2 separate regions of the Homo sapiens genome follow, and region 1 is linked to region 2. The links are chromatin loops, found by intact Hi-C in ENCODE. Cell type or tissue: heart right ventricle. All regions are shown on one strand. Links, peaks and the distances in the headings refer to the core of each region. The heading gives the core; the rest is flanking DNA. Region 1 overlaps IFT81 (intraflagellar transport 81). Region 2 overlaps IFT81 (intraflagellar transport 81).

Evidence for each region. Hi-C counts contacts between places; a loop is a spot of excess contacts. Peaks named below come from ENCODE experiments on the same cell type or tissue, not always from the same donor. Only the 100,000 strongest peaks of a DNase experiment are listed, where the experiment ranks them.
Region 1: it touches region 2 in a loop (2.5-fold over the local background); 4 of 110 quality-filtered maps call a loop at or near these places.

What each region holds. Positions count from the first base shown.
Region 1 is chr12:110,200,346-110,209,678 of GRCh38, reverse strand. It overlaps IFT81 (intraflagellar transport 81), which reads right to left. Exons shown (of 19, transcript NM_014055.4): 15 at 5,729-5,815; 16 at 4,165-4,236; 17 at 3,999-4,084; 18 at 463-508. Among named protein-coding and RNA genes, the nearest start is that of ATP2A2, 76 kb to the left of the region's middle. In heart right ventricle, for the core only: no CTCF peak of the experiment used is centred there; no DNase peak of the experiment used is centred there.
Region 2 is chr12:110,140,313-110,145,845 of GRCh38, reverse strand. IFT81 (intraflagellar transport 81) reads right to left here. Exons shown (of 19, transcript NM_014055.4): 9 at 2,301-2,464. Among named protein-coding and RNA genes, the nearest start is that of IFT81, 19 kb to the right of the region's middle. In heart right ventricle, for the core only: no CTCF peak of the experiment used is centred there; a DNase peak (open chromatin) is centred at 4,192; H3K27ac peaks cover 1,603 bases.

The sequences.
Region 1 (9,333 bases), core at 3,201-5,700, 64 kb before region 2:
TCCTGCCTCAGGCTCCAGAGTAGCTGGGATTACAGGCGCCTGCCACCACGCCTGGCTAATTTTTGTATTTTTCATAGAGACGGGGTTTCACCATTTTGGCCAGGCTGGTCTTGAGTTCCTGACCTCAACTGATCCACTGGCCTTGGCCTTCCAAAGTGCTGGGATTACAGGCGTGAGCCACCGCGCCCAGCCTGAGGATAATCTGAAAACTGTAACGCAGAACATTATCATGAACTCTCTGTGATTTAAAAATAGATAATTTTTTCTTTCAAAAATCCATCGTGACTTTATTTCTGTAAAACTAAATTCTTAAGGAAGTCTTCCATCTTTAAAATGAATGAACAATTTCCCCTCAAAAACTGTACTATGACCTTTTGAAAACAATGACAGTCATAAACCATGTACAGTACTGAAAGCCTGAATCAGTTAGACACATTTAAAAAAATAAATAATAATTCTTACCTTTCCAAGGTTTTCTTGTTCAGCAGTATTTTTGGTATACTGTTCCCTAGGGAGTCAACATAATGATTTACTTTCAATTTACTTCAAATGATTTGATCATACAAGTGAATTATAAATTAATATATCTATCTAAAATACACTAGGCAATATAGTTTAGGGTACTGGAGTCAGAATGAAACCCATTATAAAATTCTTTGTCTTTCCCCATCTTTAGTTAGTTCTTCAAGTAAATAGTAATTTAAGGAAAAAAAAGAAAGCAAAACATTTAATAGGAAATTAAGATAATTAAAATGTTAAATACTATTTCTGGTTAATCTACCCTCAAAACAATGGCAACCCATCTGCTTAAATTACACATTGTTTTTGAAGAGGTTTGTAGAAAGGAGAAAGGATATACATTTTAAATAAACATTAAGTAGCATGTAATCTTGCAATTCTACTTCTAGGAAGTCATCCTACAAAAATATCCCATAACTTAAATAAACATAAAAGCAGACTATTTATTTCATCAATGCTTATAATAGTGAAAATATGCAAACAAACTAAATGTCTATAGATGGGAAAATGTTTAAGCAAATTATGGCATATCTATTGAAACAAATAATAAGGAGTTATACAAAAGAATGAGGTAAATCTATAAATACTGAAGTGGAAAATATTCTAGATCAAGAGAAAAACAGCATATGTAGTTTAATCTTTTTTTTTTCCTTTGAGACAAGGTCTCACTCTGTTGCCCAGGTTGGAGTGCAGTGGCATGATCACACCTCATTGTAGCCTCCACCTCCCTGGCCCAAGTGAATCTCCCACTTTAGCCTCCCAGATACTGGGATTACAGACATGTGTCGCCATATTGGGCTAATTTTTTTGTATTTTTTTGGTAGACACAGGGTTTTGCCATGTTGCCCAGGCTGGTCTTGAACTCTGGGGCTCAAGCAATTGGCTCATCTCAGCTTCCCAAATGCTAGGATTACAGGTGTGAGCCACTACACCCAGGAGCAGTTTAATCTTATTTTTATATACATATGTATGTATACGTGTGTGTATACACACATACATATAACATTTCCCATGCATTAACTAACACACATATATACAGATGTATCAGCAAACGCATGGGAAAAGAATATGGCTTAATGTACACCAAAGTATTAACAGTAGACATTTCTGAGACATGGCAATAATGGACAGCATTCAACTTCTGTGCACACTACTTCATAATGGTTACTGTTGTTTTTACAAGTATTTCTTTTGTAAGCTAAAAAAAAAATTTTAATGTAAAAATTAAAAACATAATAACATTGTATTTTATTTGTAAACAAAATTATATTTCAATACTATTTAAGACAAAATGTGAGATTTAAAGCAGGTGACATGTTAAGGATAAAGACTGAAGGCTGGGGCTGGGCGCGGTGGCTCACGAGGTCAGGAGATCGAGACCATCCTGGCTAACACGGTGAAACCCTGTCTCTACTAAAAATTCAAAAAATTTAGCCAGGCGTGGTGGCGGGCACCTGTAGTCCCAGCTACTCAGGAGGCTGAGGCAGGAGAATGGCGTGAACCCAGGAGGCGGAGGTTGCAGTGAGCTGAGATCACGCCACTGCACTCCAGCCTGGGCAACAGAGTGAGACTCCGTCTCAAAAAAAAAAAAAAAAAAAAAAAAGACTGAAGGACGAGGGGTAAAGGAACACAGAACAAAGAAGAGACTGTTTTTGTGTGTGAAGCTACGCTGCAGTATTTAAGAAAAAATTAAACAATATAAAATTGGGACTCCAAGAAATCCTAAGCCATAAAAAGAGAAAATACAGCAGTCTAAGTAAAGGAAAATTTTGCAATTAGTCTTGATGAATCCTCATTTTCAGTAGGGCGTGGTGGCTCATGCCTGTAATCCCAGCACTCTGGGAGGCTGAGGAGGGTGGTTCACTTGAGGTCAGGAGTTTGAGACCAACCTGGCTAACATGGTGAAACCCCATTTCTACAAAAATACAAAAATATAAACTACAAAAATACAAATAACAAAAATTAGCCAAACACAGTGGCGTGTGCCTGTAATCCCAGCTACTTGGGAGGCTGAGGCAGGAGAATATGTTTGAACCTGGGAGGCGGAGATTGCAGTGAGCCGAGATCGTGCCACTGCACTCCAGCCTGGGTGACAGAGCAAGACTCCGTCTCAAAAAAAAAAAAATCTGGCTAGAAGACAGATCAGAAAATGAATAGTTCAAGAGCAATTATTTCCTTCTTTGCTATTTATATCGATAACTTTGGAAGAAATAGAACTTAATTTATAAAAATTTTTATTTTTTAAGAACAAATTTAACTTTTCTCATTTCTTATCATTGGCCATATAGATTTATATGAACAAAGTTTACATACAATGAAAGAATATGAATAAGTACATTTTTAGTTTAATATGTTAGAGTATTAGAAAAAACACTGCTCTATACAGTATTTTCAGTCTGGCTTGCATTCTAGTGCATTACATTGAAAAAAAATTCAGATTCTGCAAGACACTCTATTTCTTAGATTTTTTTTTTTTTTTTTTTTAAAGACAGAGTCTCCCTTTGTCGCTCAGGCTGGAACGCAGTGGCATGATTTCGGCTTACTGCAGCCCCTGCTCCCCGGGTTCAAGCGATTCCCACGCCTCGGCCTCCTAAGTAGCTGGGACTACGGGCGCCCACCACCATGCCCGGCCTCTTTTTATAACATTAATGTACATGCCACTCAAAATCTCAATGCAATCTAGAATAAACGTGAGTGCTACATTTTATCTGAATTTTTACTGAATAGTAATAGCAAAACATTTAATATTTGAATTGTGATGAGGAGCAAAGAAGGCTTATGTTGTTCAATGATTGCATTTTATCACACCTAGCAATTCAACCATAAATGTATTTTTTTTTAGGCAGGATTTGATTTATTACAGTACGCCACAAGCTGGGATTGCAAAAAAAGCACCATATAAGGACTAAGCAGTATTTACATATCCTTCTTGAAGACTGGTACACTGCAATCACACAATTTCCAGCTAAAATGCAGTCATCACACTGCACAATTAGCAGGCAGATGACTAGAGTCTAGGCCATGTGGGACTTTAAAAAGAGACCAACTTTACTGCTTATGACAAAGCAATTATGAAATTATATATATTCCTGGGTGGCGGGGAATGAAGAGTTATTGCTTAATGGTTACAAGAGTTTTTGTTTGGGATGATGAAAACATTTTGTAAATATACAGTGGTGATGGCTGTACAATATTGTGAATGTAATCAATGCCAATGAACTGTACACTTAAAAATGGGTAAAGTGGCAAATTTTATATATTTTATCACAATCAAAAAGTAAGCAAGCAAGAAATAAAATCATATGTATTCCTACTTAGCAGGGCTAAAATATCTAGATGTTTAGTAAGATTTAGTATTAAATAATATCTTAGTGTCTACTTACTTAAATATGCTAAATTTGTATAATTCTATCTTATTTATAAAACTTTTATTGGTGAAAATATTAAGTATCTCAATATAAAACAACAAAATCACTTGCCTAATTGCCTTTCTTTTTTCTTGTTGATCAGAAGAGATATATGCCTTCATCTCATCAGTAGCACGACGAAGTTGAACTTCTAGGTTCTAAATAGAAAGACTTCAGTTTTAGGGAAGACTTTGATATAGAAAAAACTCAGAAATGTTTTTGATCTACTTTGTCTTACCTTAATCATACAATTTGTATAATGGTATCTACTTTCTTCTTGAAGACATTCTTCACGGAGTCTTCTAACTTCCTATAATATATAATTTTAGATAGGTGACATTATCGAAAGAATGAGACAGATATGGCGACGATGACTTTAGATGTACAACAAAGGACTACCATCAGAGTCATTTCCTCTTCTGCAATTTTAACTTTGTTTATTCTAGCACAATAAGAGATAATCTTTTTCTAGAGAATACACATATCACTCTATAACCTGCAAGTTCAATTGTATTTTTTGAGACAGAGTCTCACTCTGTCACTCAGGATGGAGTGCAGTGGTGCAGTCTTGGCTCACTGCAACCTCCTCCTCGCAGGTTCAAGAGATTCTCGTGCCTCAGCCTCCTGAGGAGCTGAGACTACAGGCACGTGCCACCACGCCTGGCTAATTTTTGTATTTTTAGTAGAGACAGGGTTTCACCGGGTTGGCCAGGCTGATCTCGAACTCCTAGCCTCAAGTGATCCTCCCGCCCTGGACTCCCAAAGTGCTGGGATTACAGGCATGAGCGACTGCATCTGGCCCAATCATACATTTATTAAGTACCTACTGTGTGTCCAGCACTGTTCTAAGTGCTGAGGACACAGAAGTGAACAGGCAGGTTCCCTGCTTTCACTGAAGTAGAAGAAACCAACATAAACAAGGAAACATAATGAAGGATATTTGAGATGGGGATAAGCGCTATGAAGGAAATCCATCAGTAGAATGTGATAGAGGGACTGGGTGGGCCAGGTTGGGAAGAAGAGTGGGTAACATCAGGTGATCAGAGATCTCTGAAAGGCAGTGACACTAAGGCTGAGACCTAGTGATGAAAAGGAGAAGGGAGGGCGAAGAGTTAGGAGCAGAGTATATCACGCAGAAGGGAAGAGTACATGCAAAATCCCAAAGTGAAAACAAGCTTGGCCTGTTTAAAGCTCAGGAAGAAGGTCAGAGTGGCTGAAGCTCCATGGATGAGGAGTAGAGCACATGGACATGAAGTTCATAAGGCAGGTGGGGCCTTGTAGACCATAGTTTGGTGGTTAGATTTTATTTTAAGTGCAACAGGAAGCCAATGAAGGGTGGCAAAAATTTTAAACAGGTTTCTTAGGCTTCCCTATGAAGAATAAACCTTAGGAGAGCAAGAGTAGAAGCAAGAGAATAGGTAAGAGTTTACTGTGGGAGGCCAGGCAGCAGATAATGAGCCTTGTACTTTGCTGGGAGTGGTACAGATGGGAAATTAAGTGTGTACAAATTAAAGAAATAAAGATCTCTGGAGCTTAGGAGATGATGATAAAGATTTGGGAATCTTTTGACATTGATGTAGTGAAAATGTGCGTACACGGGCAGTATTTAAAACATTTTTTTTAGAGAGAGAGTCTTGCTCTGTGGCCCAGGCTAGAATGCAGTGGTGTGATCATAGCTCACTGTAGCCTCAAACTCCTAGGCTCAAGCAATCCTCCTGCTTCAGCCTCCAGAGTAGCTGGGACTACAGGTGTACACACAGGTAGTTTTTGCTAAATTGTTAAAATAAAAACTCTCTTCTTACCTGTTCTAATTTGGACCGATTGCTTTCGAGGCCTGCTGCACAGCTATCATACTGGGATTTCTTTTCATCACACTCCTGGGTCAGTTCCTAGTATAAAAAGGGAAAATGATTGAATAAGTGAAAAACAAAGGTCCCAAACATGGCTCTGAAACAATGCATGCCCTTGTCAGTCTTGTAACTTAACTCTAAGCTTCTTGGCATACTTAAGAGTTATTTATGCAACAACCAGACATTTGAGAATTATGATAGATGAAGGTGCTGATAATAATAATAGCTACCATGTATTGAGCTGTGTGCCAGGTTCTTTGTTAGGAGCTGGGGAGACAATAGTGAATAAAACAGCCAAAAATTCTTCCTCTCAAGTAATGTTCAGACAAGTAAACAGGCTGCTGAGAGCTATGATAGGAAAACACAAGGTGTTACAGAAGGCACACAGGACTCCCGGGAACCTAACCCAGGCTTGGGGATCAGTGGGGACAATTTCCTGGAGAAATTGATATCTAAGCTAATCACGAAGGATTAGTAAGAACAGTTAGGTGGAAGATGAACAAGGGGAAGACAGTATTTAAAAAAAAGGAACACTATGTATAAAGGATTGAAAGCTACAGAGAACAAGAATAATTAAGAAACTTATAAGTAGTTTACTATGCTGGTTTATTTATTTCTTTTGTTTGTTTGTTTGTTTGAGACGGAGTCTCACTCTACTGCCTAGGCTGGAGTGCAATGGTGCGATCTTGGCTCACTACAACCTCCGCCTCCTGGGTTCATGCGATTCTCCTGCCTCAGACTCCAAAGCAGCTGGGATTACAGGCATGTGCCACCATGCCTGGCTAATTTTTATATTTTTAGTAGAGATGGGGTTTCACTATGTTGGTCAGGCTGGTCTTGAACTCCTGATCTCAGGTGATCCACCTACCTCGGCCTCCCAAAGTGCTGGGATTACAAGCGTGAGCCACCGCACCCAGCCTATGCTGGTTTATTTCTGGGAAATGGTGAGGGGAGGCTGAAGACCTAGGCAGGGGCTTAATTAGAAGAACTTCGTAAAACATTCTAGGGTGTTTGAAATGTACCACTGACAATAACTAAATCTCAAAACGGCACCTCAAAAGAGATATTAATACCACCATATAATGCTTGCAGAAAGTTCAGGGAGAACAAGTACCTTGCCAAAGATTATACTGCTAAGAAAAGGTGGAGTCTGCTGGGCATGGTGGCTCACGCCTGTAATTGAAGCACTTTGGGAGGCCAGGTGGGCGGATCATGAGGTCAAGAGATTGAGACCATCCTGGCCAACATGGTAAAACCCCATCTCTACTAAAAATACAAAAAAATTAGCTGGGCATGGTGGCACGTGCCTGTAGTTCCAGCTACTCAGGAGGCTGAGGCAGGAGAATCACTTGAACCTGGGAGGTGGAGGTTGCAGTGAGCCGAGATCACACCACTGCACTCCAGCCTGGCGACAGAGTGAGACTCCATCTCAAAAAAAAAAAAAAGGTGGAATCACAATTTGAATTCAGGTTAAGCAGTTTCTTTATTGCAAGGGGGCAGGGAGGAAATTTAAATTTTGTTTTCTTTAAGTTGTTTCAAAGTTTCTTCTAATGTAGTATTTTGAATGGGATAATTTGAAAATCTCCTGCTACAAACACCTAGAAATGCTAAAAGTACAGTCATGCATGGGATGATGTTTCAGTCACAACGGACCACATATATGATGGCAGTCCCATATGATTATAATGGAGCTGAAAAAATCCTTTCACCTTAGTGATATCATAGGCATCATAATGCCATAGTGCAACAAATTACTCATGTGTTTGTGGTGATGCTGGTGTAAACCAATCTACTGTCAGTTGTATAGAAGTATAGCAATACAATTATGTACTGTATATAATACTTGATGATAATAAACTACTATGTTACTGGTTTATGTATTTACTATGCTATATTTTTTATTGTTATTTTAGAGTGTACTGCTTTTACTTATAAAAAATAAACTGTGAAACAGCCTCAGGCAAGTCCTTCAGGAGGCATCCAGAAGAAGGCATTGTTACAGGAGATGACATCTTCATGTGTGTTATTGCTCTTGAAGACCTTTCAGTGGGACAAGATGTTTCAAGGTGGAAGACAGTGATATTGATTACCCTGACGCTGTGTAGGCCTAGGTGTGTGTCTTAGTTTTTAACAAAAAAGTTTAAAAAGTGAAAAAAGCCTGGGTGTGGTGGCACAATCTTGTAATTCCAGCACTGTGGGAGGCCAAGGCGGGTGGATCGCTTGAGCCCAGGAGTTTGAGACAAGCACAGGCAACATAACAAGACCCCACCTCTACAAAATAAATAAATAAATAAATAAATAAAAATTAGCCAGACTTGGTGGTATGTGCCTGTGGTCCCAGCTACTCCTTAGGCTGAAGTGAGAGAGCTGCTTGAGGCCGGGAGGTTGAGGCTGCAGTGAGCCATGATGGTGCCACTGCACTCAGCCTGGGCGACAAGAGCAAGACCCTGTCTCAAAAAAAAACAAAAAACAAAAATTTTTCACCTTTTTTTTTTTTTTTGGAGACAGAGCTTTCTCTTGTCGCCCAGGCTGAAATGCAATGGTACGATCTTGGCTCACTACAACCTCTGCCTCCCGGGTTCAAGCGATTCTCCTGCCTCAGCTTCCCAAGTAGCTGGGACTACAGACATGTGCCACCATGACCAGATAATTTCGTATTTTTAGTAGAGACAAGGTTTCACCATGTTGGCCAGGATGGTCTTGAACTCCTGACTTCAGGTGATCTGCTCGCCTTGGCCTCCCAAAGTGCTGGGATTACAGGCATGAGTCATTGCACCTGGCCAAAAAAATTTTTTTAAATAGAAAAAAGCATATAAAAGAAGGATATAAAGAAATAAAATATTTTCATACCACTATACAATGTGCTTGTGTTTTAAGCTGTTATTACAAAAAAGTCAATTTTTTTTTTAATTAGAAGTTTATAAAGTAAGAAAAGTTTTTTTTAATTTTTTTCAAGACAGAGTCTTGCTCTGTCGCCCAGGCTGGAGTGCAGTGGCGGGATCTCGGCTCACCGCAACCTCCGCCTCCCGGGTTCAAGCAATTCTCCTGCCTCAACCTCCCAAGTAGCTGGGATTACAGCCATGTGCCACCACACCCAGCTAATTTTTTTGTGTTTTTAGTAGAAATGGGGTTTCACTATGTTGTCCAGGCTGGTCTGGAACTCCTGACCTCGTCATCCGCCTGCCTCAGCCTCCCAAAGTGTTGGGATTACAAGCGTGAGCCACCGTGCCCGGCCAAGAAAGCTACGGTAAGCTAAGGTTACTTTATTTTTTTAAAAAAATATTTTACATAAATTTAGAGTAGCCTAAGTGTACACTGTTTCCAAAGTCTATCATAGTGTACAGTAATGTCCTAGACCTTCACATTCACTTACCACTCACTCATTGACTCAACCGGAGAAACTTCCAGTCCTGCAAGCTCCATTCATGGTAAGTTCCCTATAAAGCATACCATTTTAAATCTTTTATACCATAATTTTACTGTACCTTTTCTATGTTTAGATGGGTGTAGATACACAAATACTTACCATTGTGTAACAACTGCCTACAGTATTCAGT
Region 2 (5,533 bases), core at 3,034-5,533:
GAGTGAGACTCCATCTCAAAAACAAAACAAAACAAAACAAAACAAAATTTTAGCCAGATCTGACTTGGACATTTAATTTTTCTAAGTAAATTAAAAGAATAAAACAGTCAGGCCTGGGCGCGGTGGCTCACACCTGTAATCCCAGCACTTTGGGAGGCTGAGGTGGGTGGATCACAAGGTCAGGAGTTAGAGACTAGCCTGGCCAACACAGTGAAACCCCATCTCTACTAAAAATACAAAAATTAGCTGGGCATGGTGGCAGGTGCCTGTAATTCCAGCTACTGGGGAGGCTGAGGCAGAATTCACTTGAATCCAGGAGGCAGAGGTTGCAGTGAGCCGGGATCACGCCACTGTACTCCAGCCTGGGCAACAGAGCTACACTCCATCTCAAAAAAAAAAAAACAAAAAAAACCAAAACAGTCAGAATTATGTATTTAATTGTAGTGGCTATTAACCACATAGTAAGCACACTAAAGAATTAGCAAGTCAAAACATTTCAATTAGGCTGAGTGCAATGGCTCACACCTGTAATCCCTGCACTTTGGGAGACTGAGGTGGACGGAGGCAGGCAGATCTCTTGAATCTGGGAGGTCAAGACCATGCTGGGCAACATGGCCAGACCCTGTCTGTACAAAAAATTCAAAAATTGGCCAGAACTGGTGGCATGCACCTTGTAGTCCCAGCTACTTGGGAAGCTCAGGTGGAGGATCACTTGAGCCTGGGAGATGGAGGCTGCAGTGAGCTGTGATCATGTCACTGAACTCCAGCCTAGGTGACAGTGTGAGACTCCGTGTAAAAAAAAAAAAAAAAAAAAAAATTAGGCATAGTGGTGTGCGCCTGTAATCCCAGCTAGTCGAGAGGCTGAGGTAGAAGAATCGCTTGAACCCAGAAGGTGGAGGTTGCAGTGAGCTGAGATTGTGCCACTGCACTCCAGCCTGGGCAACAGAGCAAGTTCCGTCAAAAAAAAAAAAAAAAAAAAAAAGGCACTGCACCTGACCTAGCATTTTAATTCTAGGGAACAAAAATGGTATAATCAGGCCAAGCACAGTGGCTCACACCTGTAATCCCAGCACTTTGGGAGGCTGAGGCGGGCAGATCACCTGAGGTCAGGAGTTCAAGACCAGCCTGGACAAATGGCAAAACCCCGTCTCTACTAAAAATAAAAAAATTGGCCAGGCATGGTGGCACATATCTGTAGTCCCAGCTACTTGGGAGGCTGAGGCAGGAGAATGGCTTGAACCCGGGAGGCAGAGGTTGCAGGGAGCTGAGATCTCACCACTGCACTCCAGTCTAGGCAACAGAGCAAGACTCCGTCTCAAAAAACAAAACAAGTCCTGGTGCGGTGGCTCATGCCTGTAATCCCAGCACTTTGGGAGGCTGAGATGGGTGGATCACAAGGTCAGGAGTTTGAGACCAGCATGACCAACACGGTGAAACCCTGTCTCTACTACAAATACAAAAATTAGCCAGGCGTGGTGGCGCGTGCCTGTAATCCCAGCTACTCAGGAGGCTGAGGCAGGAGAATCGCTTGAACTCGGGAAGCGGAGGTTGTAGTGAGCCGAGATCACGCTACTGCACTCCAGCCTGGGCAACAGAACGAGACTCTGTCTCAAAAAAAAACAAAAAACAAAACAACAACAACAAAAACAACAACAACAACAAAAAATTAGCCGGGCATGGTGGTTCGTGCCTGTAATCCCAGCTAGTTGGGAGGCTGAGGCTGGATAATCACTTGAACCCAGGAGGCAGAGGTTGCAGTGAGCTGAGAAGATTGTGCCACTGTACTCTAGCCTGGGCAACAGAGCAAGTACTGTCTCAAAAAAAAAAAAAAAAAAAAAGGTATAACCTGATACCAGCTTTCAATAAGCATTACAATATTTAGTAATTCCAAGGCAGGTATACAAGGTTAATAAAAATATTAGCTTTAAATATAAAATTGCTATAATATTTTGCTTGGAAATAAAAATTAATGACAATTAAAATATTTCCAAATTTCCCATCTAAATGCTTACATTATGAAGACATAAACCCACTGGTCAATTCATATGCATTAATTTACATATTTAAGTTACTTCATTTGCTAATCAATTGATTATGTTTTCATAACATCATGTGGATTAAGTAATAGCATAACATTCTATAATTCCTCATAAAGGACAATTCCTCATAAGAGTTGTCAACTCTTAGCACAGGTTAATTTAAGAGTCAATAGTGGGATACTACAGAAAGCAGTTCACATAATTTTATAGGACTGGGGATCAGATAAAATTGAGAGCTATAAAAAGATGATTCTCACTTACTTTAGATTCAAGTTCAAGAAGATCAGAATGGCCCATAGCTGGCTCTGAAACTACTTTTTGTAAAAAATGTAATTCCTTTTTCTTATTTTCTAATTCTTTAGGAAATTTTTCAGTTACCATATATAAATTAAATTTTATCTCCTCCTCTAGCCTCTTCATTAAACCTTTAAAAATAAAATAAATAAATATTCAGCCCAAAAGAGTAGGTACAGTGATATTCTGTATACTATTTTAAATATAAGACCTGGATACGGCATATTTGTTGAAAACAAACTGTATAATATATAGCATAGTACAATAAAAGATTGGCCATTGAAATATTTTATTGTTAATTACAATGAAAATGAAGAAACATAATTTACATGGAAGAATATTTAAATAATTATAGAAAAAGTGCTATTATGACCCTTTCAAATTATAACCTAATTCTTTTATATCCCGCAATACGCAAAAATAACATGTGCTGAGCCAGATACATTGTTGGGTCATATTTTACCTTCTAAGCATTTAAGAGACCCATGAACCAAATGATAACACAAATAAAATCTAACCCAGGTGCTCTTTTATACAGATGATCATGTATTTTTTTTCTTTTGGAATACTTTTAATGCTATATATATACATATGTATTTTTTATTTTTTTGAGATAGGGTCTTGCTCTGTCACCCAGGCTAGAGTGTAGTGGCACTATCTCAGCTCACTGCAACCTAAACCTTCACAGCTCAAGTGATCCTCCCACCTTAGCCTCCTGAGTAGCTGGAAGTAGCTGGCATCACAGGTGTACATCACCACGCCTAGGTAATTTTTGTATTTTTTTTTGTAGAGACGAGGTTTTGCCATGTTGCCCAGGCTGGTCTCTAACTCCTGGGCTTGAGCAGTCACCTGCCTCAGCCTCTCAAAGTGCTGGGATTACAGGTGTGATCCCAGCCTCTCAAAGTTCTGGGATTACACTGTACCCAGAACAATTTATATTTCTATTATAACAGTTCATAAATGATAATTCATTATCATTTGTCAGCTTCAAGCCAATGAAGACATTACTAAAAGCACCACAAGTTAAAATCTAAAAAAGAGTAACAGGCCAGGTGCAGTGGCTCACGCCTGTAATTCCAGCACTTTGGGAGGCCGAGGTGGGTGGATCACCTAGGTCTAGAGTTCGAGAGCAGCCTGGGCAACATGGCAAAACCCTGTCTCTACTAACAATACAAAAATTAGCCGGGCATGGTGGCACATGCCTGTAGTCTCAGCTACTTGGGAGGCTGAGGAACAAGGATCGCTTGAACCTGGGAGGAAGAGGATGCACTGAGCCAAGATCGTGTCACCATCACTGCACTCCAGCCTGGGGGATAGAGGGAGACTCTGTCTCAAAAAAACAAAAGAAAAAAGAAACAAAGTATCTACCTACACATAAATGTTTTAAGTTTTCCATGTTTTGGTATTTTTTATTTTGTAAAGTATTATTAGTTTACAGTTAAGTGGCAATTTATATTTTTAAGATTTTAGTTTTCTTATTTTTGCAGTTGGACAACTATACACACAGATTTTCAGTGAATAACCATCTTGTTTTAAATTCCCAGCCTAGAGAGATTTACAAAGTTTATTTCATATCTTTCCATTTACACATTTACAAATTCTGACTTGAATGTTTTTTGTTTTTTGTTTTAGATGAAATCTTGCTCTGTCACTCAGGCTGGAGTGCAGTGGTGCATTCTGGGTTCACTGCATCCTCTGTCTGCCTCCTGGGTTCAAGCGATTCTCCTGCCTCAGCCTCCTGAGTAGCTGGAATTAGTCGCACACTACCAGCTCGGCTAATTTTTTGTATTTTTAGTAGAGACAGGGTTTCACCATGTTAAGGCCAGGCTGGTCTGCAACTCCTGACCTCAAGTGATCCGCCTGCCTGGGCCTCCCAAAGTGCTGGGATTACATGCGTGAGCCACTTCGTCTGGCCTGGCTCAAATTTTTAACACATGGGCTTTCTGGTTTAAGTAATCTGTGTAATAGATTGCATAATACATCTGGCCCAAAGCATAATACATCTGGCCCAAAGCCTTAAAACTATTTTTAGTTCCATCGTGCTAACCATATATTAACATGTAAAATTTTATTAACTGCAAATTCTAAGTTTTCCATTCATTACTTCACTATTCCTTCTTTTTTCAGGATTAGAGAAAGGAAGAGAAGAGAAAGTGTTTAATAAATCACACTGTAGGCTGGGCGTGGTGTCTCACACCTGTAATCCCAGCACTTTGAGAGGCCAAGGCAGGCGAATCACCTGAGGTTGGGAGTTTGAGACCAGCCTGACCAACATGGAGAAACCCCATCTCTACTAAATATACAAAAAATTAGCCGGGCATGGTGACCCATGCCTGTAATCCCAGCTACTCTGGAGGCTGTAGAGATGCTTGAGGTAGGAGATTCGTTTGAACCCGGGAGGCAGAGGTTGCGGTGAGCCAAGATCATGCCATTGCACTCTAGCCTGGGCAACAAGAGCAAAACTCCGTCTCAGAAAATAAAAAATAGGCCAGGCGTGGTGGCTCATGCCTGTAATCCCAGCACTTTGGGAGGCTGAGGCGGGCGGATCACCTGAGGTCAGGAGTTTGAGACCAGCTTGACCAACATGGAGAAACCCCGTCTCTACTAAAAAAATATACAAAATTAGCCGGGCGTGGTGGCATATGCCTGTAATCCCAGCTACTTGGGAGGCTGAGGCAGGAGAATGGCTTGAACCTGGGAGGCGGAGGTTGCAGTGAGCCAAGATCACGCCATTGCACTCCAGCCTGGGCAACAGGAGTGAAACTCCATCTCAAAAAATAAATAAATAAGTAAATAAACAATAAAAATAAATAAATCACACTGTAATTAGTCAGTCATTCCTATGTGGTTTTCGATTAAATCTACATCCTGACTTCTTTGTCTGTTAGATGACCAGCTTTTCCATCCTCAGGTTCTTAAGTGTACCCCATGTAATTAGAGATGCATGGAATCAAAGACTAAAATGTTTTTAAAGATTTAAAATTCTCAAATAATATTTTCTCTATTTAAAAAAAAGTTTCTAATTCTAGCAAATATAAACTGATTTATAGTGACAGAAAGCAAATCCATGGTTGCCTGGGGAGGGACAGAAAGGCAGAAGGGGGCAAGAGTGAGACATTAAAAAGGGTCAGTGGAAATGTCTGGGGTGATGGATAGGTTTGTGATCTTGATTAAAAGCTGATGGTTTCACCAGTGTATGC